2 separate regions of the Homo sapiens genome follow, and region 2 is linked to region 1. Evidence: chromatin contacts called from ENCODE Hi-C data. All regions are on one chromosome and are shown on one strand. Each heading gives the region's core, a stretch centred on a gene start or an enhancer-like site at or near the end of the contact. The rest is flanking DNA. Distances are from core to core; before and after follow the strand shown.

Region 1 (4,556 bases), core at 1,448-3,947:
TTCTAAAGGGGCGCATGTTAAACAATTTAATATTTTAGAAAAATACTTTCCCTTATTTAAATGAAAATAAGTAATGTAGTTTGCAAAGTAAAAGGCAGGGTTTCATCTTTTAGACAAAAAAAAAAATTAAAAGAGAGAGAGAAAGACATGTATTGTCTATTTAACAATCAAAACACTACAATAAAATAAAATAAAATCGTGGTATCATAATAATGAGTTCTCTTTCAAATGGTTTGCTCTGAACTAAATTGTGCTCTTTATGTAATAGAATGACAAATTGTTTAATTCAGTATCAAATATTCATGAGCTGTAAATGTGCTGCATCACCAGAACGGGTGCAAAATCATAAACAAATACTGTAGCATGCACAGAAATGGAAGCTAACAGAAGTGGACGTCTGCACAGATTTTCAACATTGTTGTGGCTTTGCGTCTATGAGAGAGAGAGGGGAGAGAAAGAGAACACCTCCTTCTCCAGCTATCTCCAAATGCTGCCGTGGGAGAATAAAAGGGTGAGAAAGGAACCTGGATGTGGATTCGCATAGCTCCGATTCTCCTGCAGATCAGAAGGCTAAAAGCAAATCAGAGATTAGACCACAATATGACGGAAATTCCTAGACATTTCAAAATGGTGCAGGGCAGTATTTATTTATTAGAAAAGAGTATGCATGTGAACTCTTTTTTTTTTAAAGGTTAGAATGGCTAATTATTCTGAGTATGAATTTTAAAGTGAAGCGTCTTCGATCATTCAGGGAGAAATACATGAGAAACCCTCATTTGCATCATCTACATGGTCATTTGTTTGCCCTTTGCATGGCAGGGCTTCAGAGGAAAATCCAGCTCCAGGCTGCAAGGCTCCGAGAGTCTTCTTAGACCTCTCTGGAACAAATGTATTCACTTAGAATTAGGTTTCTTCTTTTAGCTTCAGCCAAACGCCCTCAGTGCCACACAGGTTTCCCTCTCCTCCCTTTCTCCTTCCCCTCCCCTCCTCTTCTCTCCTTTCTCCAGTATTTATCCTCATAGAAGTGGAAGGACTGGCGTTTAGAAGGAGAGAGGAATATGTCAGTCCTTCAAGGACAACGTACAGGTTCCCTTTGCCCTACAGGGGGCAGACCCTATCATTTCCTAGCTGACACATTTGGCCTCACGGGCTCTCTTCTGGAACCCTTGAGTTCAGAAAGGGTTGAACACTGCCCATTTCCTGCTGCAGTCCCTTCCAGGAGTTCTGTTCCCATGCCTGTAAGCAGTCATTTGGAGTTGCCTAAGAAATCTTTAAGAACTTCACAATATTGAAATCAACTCTTTCAAATGGCATGAAGAATTTTTTGGTTATTAACTCCACCATCTCCCGTTAGCTAAGCTCATTTGTTTTCCCTTGAGAGAAGAGCTCTTCTAGCATCTAATCATACCTAATCTTTCTGCAAAGTTGTTTTCCTAAAAAATTGTGTAAATCAAGTTTTTGTAAATCTAGTCATATGTTTTATGCATCAGGGGAACTTGGAATGTAAAGGAATCTCATGGTGTATGCATACTTCTGTAAAATGAAGATTTGCTCCCTTATTTATTCATTTTTGTAAATCTGAATAATTATTTACTGAGTTGAAGGAGGTATGCCTTTATTTAGGCTTTTGCATTTGGTATCTTTCCATTTTTTATTTTCAAGGTGCCCCAAAATGGCCACACATTCCACCTTTGGAGGAGGAAAACACAGCCAACATGCTCCCTAATTCTAAGTCATAAAGAGCCTCGAAATTCTGTGCCAGTAGTTCATAAGGAGTCCTCGTTTGATCTAGAAAACCAGCAGAAAACCTTGCCGCTGTCCCACAGGAGAGATACACATTTCACACTGACTGGGTTCTACTCCTTCCTTCTTTCCCTTCTTCTTCTCCTTTAGCAAATGAAAAGATGCACAGTACTTGCGATTTCAAATAGAATGGTGTCTGTTAAAGCTTTACCTAGGAGGAATTCCCCAAATCAAGGGACATGGAATTACTCAGCCACAGGAATTCTGGAGAATCCGGTCTCTGAAGATGAAGCTAGAAATGAGCAAAGGTTTACTGTTCGTTGTTTTCCTCGGCAGACAGCGCAGGGTCCTTATGGCATGGAAAGGCTGAGCTGTTGGAGCAGAGTGAAACCTGATTCCCAACATCTGTGCTCTAGACCCCACTCCGAAGGGGGACTTTCTGGAGGTATTTTTCTACTCTCCGTCCCCTGGGTCCCAATTAAGGGAAACACTTTTTTTAGACATGTTATTATCCCATGATAGAAAAGCAGGACTCACTGTTCCTCCTTCCCTCCTTCCCTCCTTTCTTCCTTCCCTCCCTCCCTCCCTCCCTCTCTCCCTCCCTTCCTCACTTTTTCCTTTCTTCCTTTCCCCCATCTAGATGAGCAATGCAAAAGGTCTGGTATTTGAGAAATGTAATTATATTAGTGATAAACTTCATGGTTTAATTTGGGAAATCTCCCAAACCTAAATTCCCAGCCCGGAGGAGTCCAATTAGATCTGGGCTGGGAAAACTAGAATATATTTCAGCGAAGGGGAAATAACCAAGGGGAAGCGAGAACCGCGAATGGCCAAACACTGATGTCGGCTCAAGTCCTCCTCGGAAAATGCCTGTGTATGAGGATAAAGTGGCTGGTGGAAAGTTCACTCAATCAGGGCTGCACGGTCTTGTGGAATAAAATACGTCCAGACAGGGTTACGACGTGCTTTGGATTCCAGCAGGGGGAGCTCTGACTCTGGAAACCGGTCAGTGGCCACCGAACGCTGTTTCACCGGGTCTAGACCTTTGGAGATCAGCGTTCTCTGGTCGCCAAGGTTGGTAACAAGGTCCGTGGGTAATGTCGCTGAACCAGAAACAGAGGTCTCCCTTTGCACAGTCCCCGGTGAGGAAAGCAGTTAACACCTCTGTAGAAACACAGCTGAAGAGGCATTTTAGGAGCAGGTGACCAAAGTCTTACAAAGGCAGCCGGGAAAAAGTCAGGGATGGAAATTAAAGCCCCCGTTTCCTCCTCTTTTTCCCTTCCATACCCCTAGGCATAACTGTTTCTCACTCGGGGGCTGAGCTCTGATATGACATCCTGTGAGGATACCTTTAGCAGGGGGAGCCACAACCCCAATTTTAAAAACTGCCTGTGGTTGGGATGAGCTAGATTTCCTGATGCCATCAGTCAGCTCTGGGCACTGCTGCGCCCTGCTGCTCTCACTTTGGGTGCCTAGGAAGGAGAAACACAATACCTTCGTGCTGTAGCTACATCAGTGCCAAGAGACCCCACTTCCCACGTCTTCTGGACTTGGCTCAGAAGCATCTGCAGAGAGACAAGGAAGCCCCACAAAATGTGGACAAATGCCATTCCAGCCCATGAAATAGCTGAGAAAGAGGGGCTCGGCACAGCATTTTCTAAGCTACGTTGTGTGAAAGGTTGCTGGACCCTAAGGGGCTCCCAGGTATTTATTTCATGCGGTAAAAAGTGTTCTGATGTCAGAGTCTGAGAAAGCCTGTAGGCACTATCTGTGCATTCCCCACTCCCCCAACTTTTGTGGAAAGAAATCTTGTTACAAGTCCTATAAGTTCTACAGTCCAAACAAACAAATGAAAAAGCCCACTTAAATTTGTCTGATCCAGCACTTCCAAAACTTATCTGACCATGACGACCATGACATTTTGTCTTTTCCTTTCCACAAAGCACCTATGTTCTAGGCACTTGTGTCTTGTGGAGCATACCTTGAGAAATACTGAGTATGCATAAAAGAGCAAAGTTCTAGGGGTGAAGAAACTTCTGCATTCCTGTAGATCGGTTCTGATCCTAACGTCTGCTATGATTCTTTTTTTAAGATGGTATTTCGCTCTTGTTGCCCAGGCTAGAGTGCAGTAGTGCAATCTCGGCTCACTGCAACGTCCGCTTCCCAGGCTCAAGCGATTCTCCTGCCTCAGCCTCCTGAGTAGCTGGCATTATAAGAACCCACCACCACACCTGGCTAATTTTTGTATTTTTAGTAGAGATGGGGTTTCACCATGTTGGCCAGGCTGGTCTCGAACTCCTGACCTCAGGTGATCCGCCCCCCTCAGCCTCCCAAAGTGCTTGGATTACAGGCGTGAGCCACTGCGCCAGGCCTGCAGCTATGATTTTTGACATCACGTAGCCTCTCTGAACCTCAGTTTCCTCTTCTGTAAAATGATGACTCCTCCATTCCTACACATCTGCATGGCTCCTGGCTGAAAGGGGAAGGATGGATGTCCGAATATACCTAAAATTTGTGCTCCTGGAGACAGAAATGGATCACACATTTATGTTGAAAGTAGGTTGTAGACTTTTGTCTACAAATAGACAAAATGAACAAAATCTTATGACCAGAGGAGACACTATTCCCCTCTCTTCCTATTTGGCTTATAAATCACAATTCACACCAGTCCTGTGGCTACTTGTATATCTTTATCTGTCTGCTTTGCTTAATCTATGGACTAGCTGCATGCAGCATTCCCTTTGCTATTTATATGCAAGACTGCGAGTTTAAAAAAATTCATGTAATGAATGAATTTTAATTGTTGAGGACAT
Region 2 (4,556 bases), core at 1,992-4,491, 1.0 Mb after region 1:
ACACTTGCCAAATTTGATAATTTATAGGAACAGTTAATAGGATATTAATTTTGAAATTATAGTAAACAGTTGCAGAAAGCAATGATTATATAATGTTGGCATATTCGTATTATTTATAGTACAGTTGACCCTCCATATGCACAGGTTCCACATCCATAGATTCAATCAACCGCAGATAAAAAGATGTAGTCAGGCTTAACAATGGTTGCATCTGTAGTGAACATGTACAGACTGTTTTTCTTATTGTTATTCCCTAAACAATACAGTATAACAACAACTATTTACATAGCATTTACATTGTATTAGGCATTATAAGTATCTAAAGATGATTAAACTATATGGGAGAATGTGCATAGGTTATATGCAAATACTACACCATTTTATTAATTATTTTATTTTATTTTATTTTATTTTTGAGATAGAGTCTTGCTCTGTTGCTCAGGCTGGAGTGCAGTGGCACGATCTCGGCTCACAGCAACCTCTGCCTCCCAGATTCAAGCGATTCTCCTGCCTCAGCCTCCTGAGTAGCTGGGATTACAGGCACCCGCCACCACACCCAACTAATTTTTTGTATTTTATAGTAGAGACGGGGTTTCGCCATGTTGGCCAGGCTGGTCTTGAACTCCTGACCTCAGGTGATCCACCTGACTCGGCCTCCCAAAGTACTGGGATTACAGGCGTGAGCCACCATGCCCGGCCTACACCATTTTATATAAGGGACTTGAGTATCCTCAGATTTTGGGATCTTCAGGAGTCCTGGAACCAATCCCCTTGGATACTAAAGGATGACTATATTATATTCATTATCAGAACTTTAATTTGGTTTTCTCTTTTTCCTAAGTCAGCTTCCTATGTGTTTTACATACATGTAAAATCACAGACCCTGCGCATGTGGTGGGAGCACATCTTTTCACATTTTACAGAAGAGACAACTGAGGCTCAGAGAGGTTGCCTCTGTTAACTTGCCCAAGGTCACCCAGCTAAAAACTAATGAATACGCGGCTAGAATATGATTCCATGTAGGGTTCTCCCCTGCATAATTTAGGTCTTAGGGGAATGTGAGGGTGGGGATGAATGCTCAATTTCTTTATATCTTTCCTGTTGGAGAGTGTTTGCATTAATAGCAGGAGGACTCTGTTCAGGACTCTTTTGAAGAAATCTGTAAAACAAGTACTCATCCCGGAATTCATACTCGTTGGTAATATGTTGGATGACTCCCCCTTGTACCAGCCTGTCTCCGTATATCACAGCTTCACCACGGTCGGAGGCAAGGCCGACTTCAATTAGCCAGCTCACCAGGTCACAGCCACAGAAAGTTCCAGCAGAAGTCTTTGCACCACACCTGTGTCAAAGGAATGATTCACCCATATTTTCTGTAAATCTGGTATCAGCACTGCATGATAGAGGACAAGCAAGAAAAAATAGAAGGAAACAAGGAAAGACAGCATGGTAGTTACAAGCATAGCAGGAAGGAAACTGTTCTGAATAGAAAGGGTTTGTTAACTCTCCTGACCTAGAAAGACCCACTGGAGAAAAAGAAAATATGCCAGTAATGCTTGTGAAAACAGAAATGCTTAAACAATACCAAAAAAAGTCATAGATAATGTAAATGCACTTACAAAGAAATACTTTTTATAGTAGCCTGTTATCAGATCTGTCCTGTAATAGCTGAATATGACATATTTTATAATTTATACTTTTAGTTATACTAAGTAATTTGTGTCAGGAACACTAAATATTTTTCACGAGCTCTTAAGAAGTGATTATTTTCACTATTCAAATCAAACTTTATTTTTAGCTCCATATACATCATGTATACGTATGCACTACATACATCATAGTGCCCCACAAGTAGCCTTTCTTCTTGCCCTCAGCAGGCAAGACAATCCTACTGATATGTTTGTCAGAAATTTGCTTCATTAGGAAGCAAGGAAAGAATAAGTGAGATCTAACTTGCTACAAATCTAAGATTTTTAAAATGTGCTTTGTGAATCTACTTCTTGAATATTTAAAAATCTATCTTCCTGATGCAAATATGGGATGTCTTAAGTATGTACAAATAAACAAAGGATAGAGAGATACAGGGAAAAAAATCCAATTACACGAGTGCTGTACATTTCCACACAAATACACTATAGATAGACAACATGAATCTGTCCACAAGCATCATTCAGGCTACAAAACCTAAAGTGCTTGACGTGGGAAATGGTGGATGAAGATCAAGGTGAAAGGAGAAATAGGTGACAAAAATTTAAAAACATTTCACCATAAATGAATATTCATTAGAGTTTATATAAGAATTAGAAAAAAAGGTTAATACTCATGAAAAGTTTTCTCAAATACATAAAACTACATTATTTTAACATCAGTATTTCATTTAGAGATAAGTTATCTTAATTTATGCCTTGCAACTAGAAACACCACATTCGACAAAAGCCTGGATATTATACTCTGTGTTAGCCTTCTTTTTGCTTGTTGATTTTTTTATTTATGGCCTAACACCTTTTTTTTTTTTTTTTTTTTTTGAGACAAAGTTTCACTCTTGTTGCCCAGGCTGGAGTGCAATGGCACGATCTCAGCTTACCCCACAACCTCCGTCTCCTGGGTTCAAGTGATTCTCTTGCCTCAGCCTCCCGAGTAGATGGGATTACAGGCATGCGCCACCACACCTGGCTAATTTTGTGTTTTTAGTAGAGACGGGATTTCTCCATGTTGGTCAGGCTGGTCTCGAACTCCCGACCTCAGGTGATCTGCCCACCTCAGCCTCCCAAAGTGCTGGGATTACAGGCGTGAGCCACCGTGCCTGGCCTATAGCCTGACACCTTCTATTCCAGACACCAACAGAGTATTTATTTCCTGATGACTGTGATCAGGCAGCTATAATAACAGCCCATGGCTGGGTATGGTGGCTCACGCTTGTAATCCCAGCACTTTTTTTGGGAGGCCGAGGTGGGCAGATCACTTGAGCTCAGGAGTTTGAGACCAGCCTGGCCAACATGGCAAAACTCCATCTCTACTAAAAAAATACAAAAAATTAGCTGGGTATGGTGGCACGCACCTGTAGTTCCAGCTTCTCAGAAGGCTGAGCCCAGGAGATTGGGGCTGCAGTGAGATTGCGCCACTGCACTCCAGCCTGGGCGATGGGAGTAAGACTCTGTCTCAAAGAAACAAACAAAAAAACCAGCCCATGGAGCTGTACAAAGTGGCAGAGAATGTGACACTGTACAGGCTGTAGAGCCTGGAAAGGGGCAGGAAACAGGCTGGCACGCTCCCAGCCAGTGTCCATTCAGCCAAATGGGACTGAGGCAGACTGGCAGCCCTGCAAATTGCAAAAGCTATGCTTCCTTCCCAAGAGCTGGCAATCACACTGGGCCTCAAAGAGCTAACCCGGAGTTCTCTTTTTTAATTTTAAAAAGCAGGGTTATTTTGTGGGTTTTTGTTTGTTTGTTTTTGAGACAGAGTCTTGCTCTGTTGCCCAGCCAGAGTGCAGTGGCGTGATCTCAGCTCATTGCAACCTCCACCTCCCGGGTTCAAGCGATTCTTGTGCTGCAGCCTCCTGAGTAGCTTGAATTACAGGCGCCCGCCAACACACCCGGCTAGTTTTGTATTTTTAGTAGAGACAGGGTTTCACCATGTTGGCCAGGCTGGTCTTGAACTCCTGACCTCAGGTGACCCTCCCACCTTGGCCTCCTAAAGTGCTGGGATTACAGGCATGAGCCAGCACGCCCGGCCCTAAAAAGCAGTTTTAAATTGTCGAAACTATTCATAGATGGCACTTTGAAATAATTGTGCTCAGAAGGGTGAAAAACTAACTTTTCTTCATAGTTTACTGTTGCCAGAAAGTGGGCTATGCCTATCACAGACATTCTGTCATCTAATTCAACAATCCCAAGAATTCGATATTTTAAAGAAGAGGAAAACTAAAATTTAGAGAATTGAACTTGCCCAATGTCACACAGCCAACAAGCGGCAGTTCAGGAGCTGAGTTCTAGTATTAGTCCACACCCACTGCAGCCCCTTTTCCACTCTCCGTACCAGGCTACCTTCTGATTATAATGATATATATGTTAAATACAGTGGCATAATATATGTAAATAAATTATCCTCCATATGAATTTTCATACATTTCATATTTTCAGTTATAGACATAAAAGTATTTGGTTCTTTATATTTTGTTTTGTTTTCTCTTTTATGACAAAGAGAAATACTGGTAGTATAGTATTTATTCAAAGTTCATAATTTCCTGCTGTATACTTCGTTTATAAAAAAATTTTTTTCCTCATCCAAAATTAAAAGAGAACCTGCTATATACTTCATACCTTAAGGATTAGTATAATAAATATTATGTCACAGACTAAAGATTAGAACTTGAAGTGAAACATAAGCAACAAAATTAAGAGGCAGAAATTTCATTTCATTTTCTTGACAAATACATTTGTCAAGAAATGCTGAGGTGGGAATATAACATCACTTCTAAATCCAATGTATCTCAAAGTTTTGTGAGAGACACTACTGGCCAACTTGAAATCAGTGTCAATATTCTATGACATTTTGGT

What was found. Hi-C counts contacts between places; a loop is a spot of excess contacts on that map. Pooled maps may share reads with other maps.
Region 2: a map of CD8-positive, alpha-beta T cell shows a loop between it and region 1 (6-fold over the local background). The contact joins two enhancer-like sites. A Hi-C loop is called at or near these places in 4 of 168 maps with a recorded cell type or tissue (CD4-positive, alpha-beta T cell, CD8-positive, alpha-beta T cell and GM12878), 1 of 37 single-sample maps with no recorded cell type and 4 of 50 pooled maps.

Annotation. Positions count from the first base shown.
Region 1 is chr2:173,399,859-173,404,414 of GRCh38, forward strand. No RefSeq gene overlaps it. Among named protein-coding and RNA genes, the nearest start is that of CDCA7, 47 kb to the left of the region's middle. RefSeq lists a silencer at 2,638-2,807. Within about 2 kb of position 2,698, at least 2 of the 41 ENCODE cell types and tissues checked have a DNase peak (open chromatin) inside an H3K27ac peak, as active enhancers do.
Region 2 is chr2:174,435,075-174,439,630 of GRCh38, forward strand. It overlaps GPR155 (G protein-coupled receptor 155), which reads right to left. Exons shown (of 16, transcript NM_152529.7): 16 at 1-1,342. The coding sequence ends at 1,042. Among named protein-coding and RNA genes, the nearest start is that of SCRN3, 42 kb to the left of the region's middle. Within about 2 kb of position 3,242, at least 7 of the 41 ENCODE cell types and tissues checked have a DNase peak (open chromatin) inside an H3K27ac peak, as active enhancers do.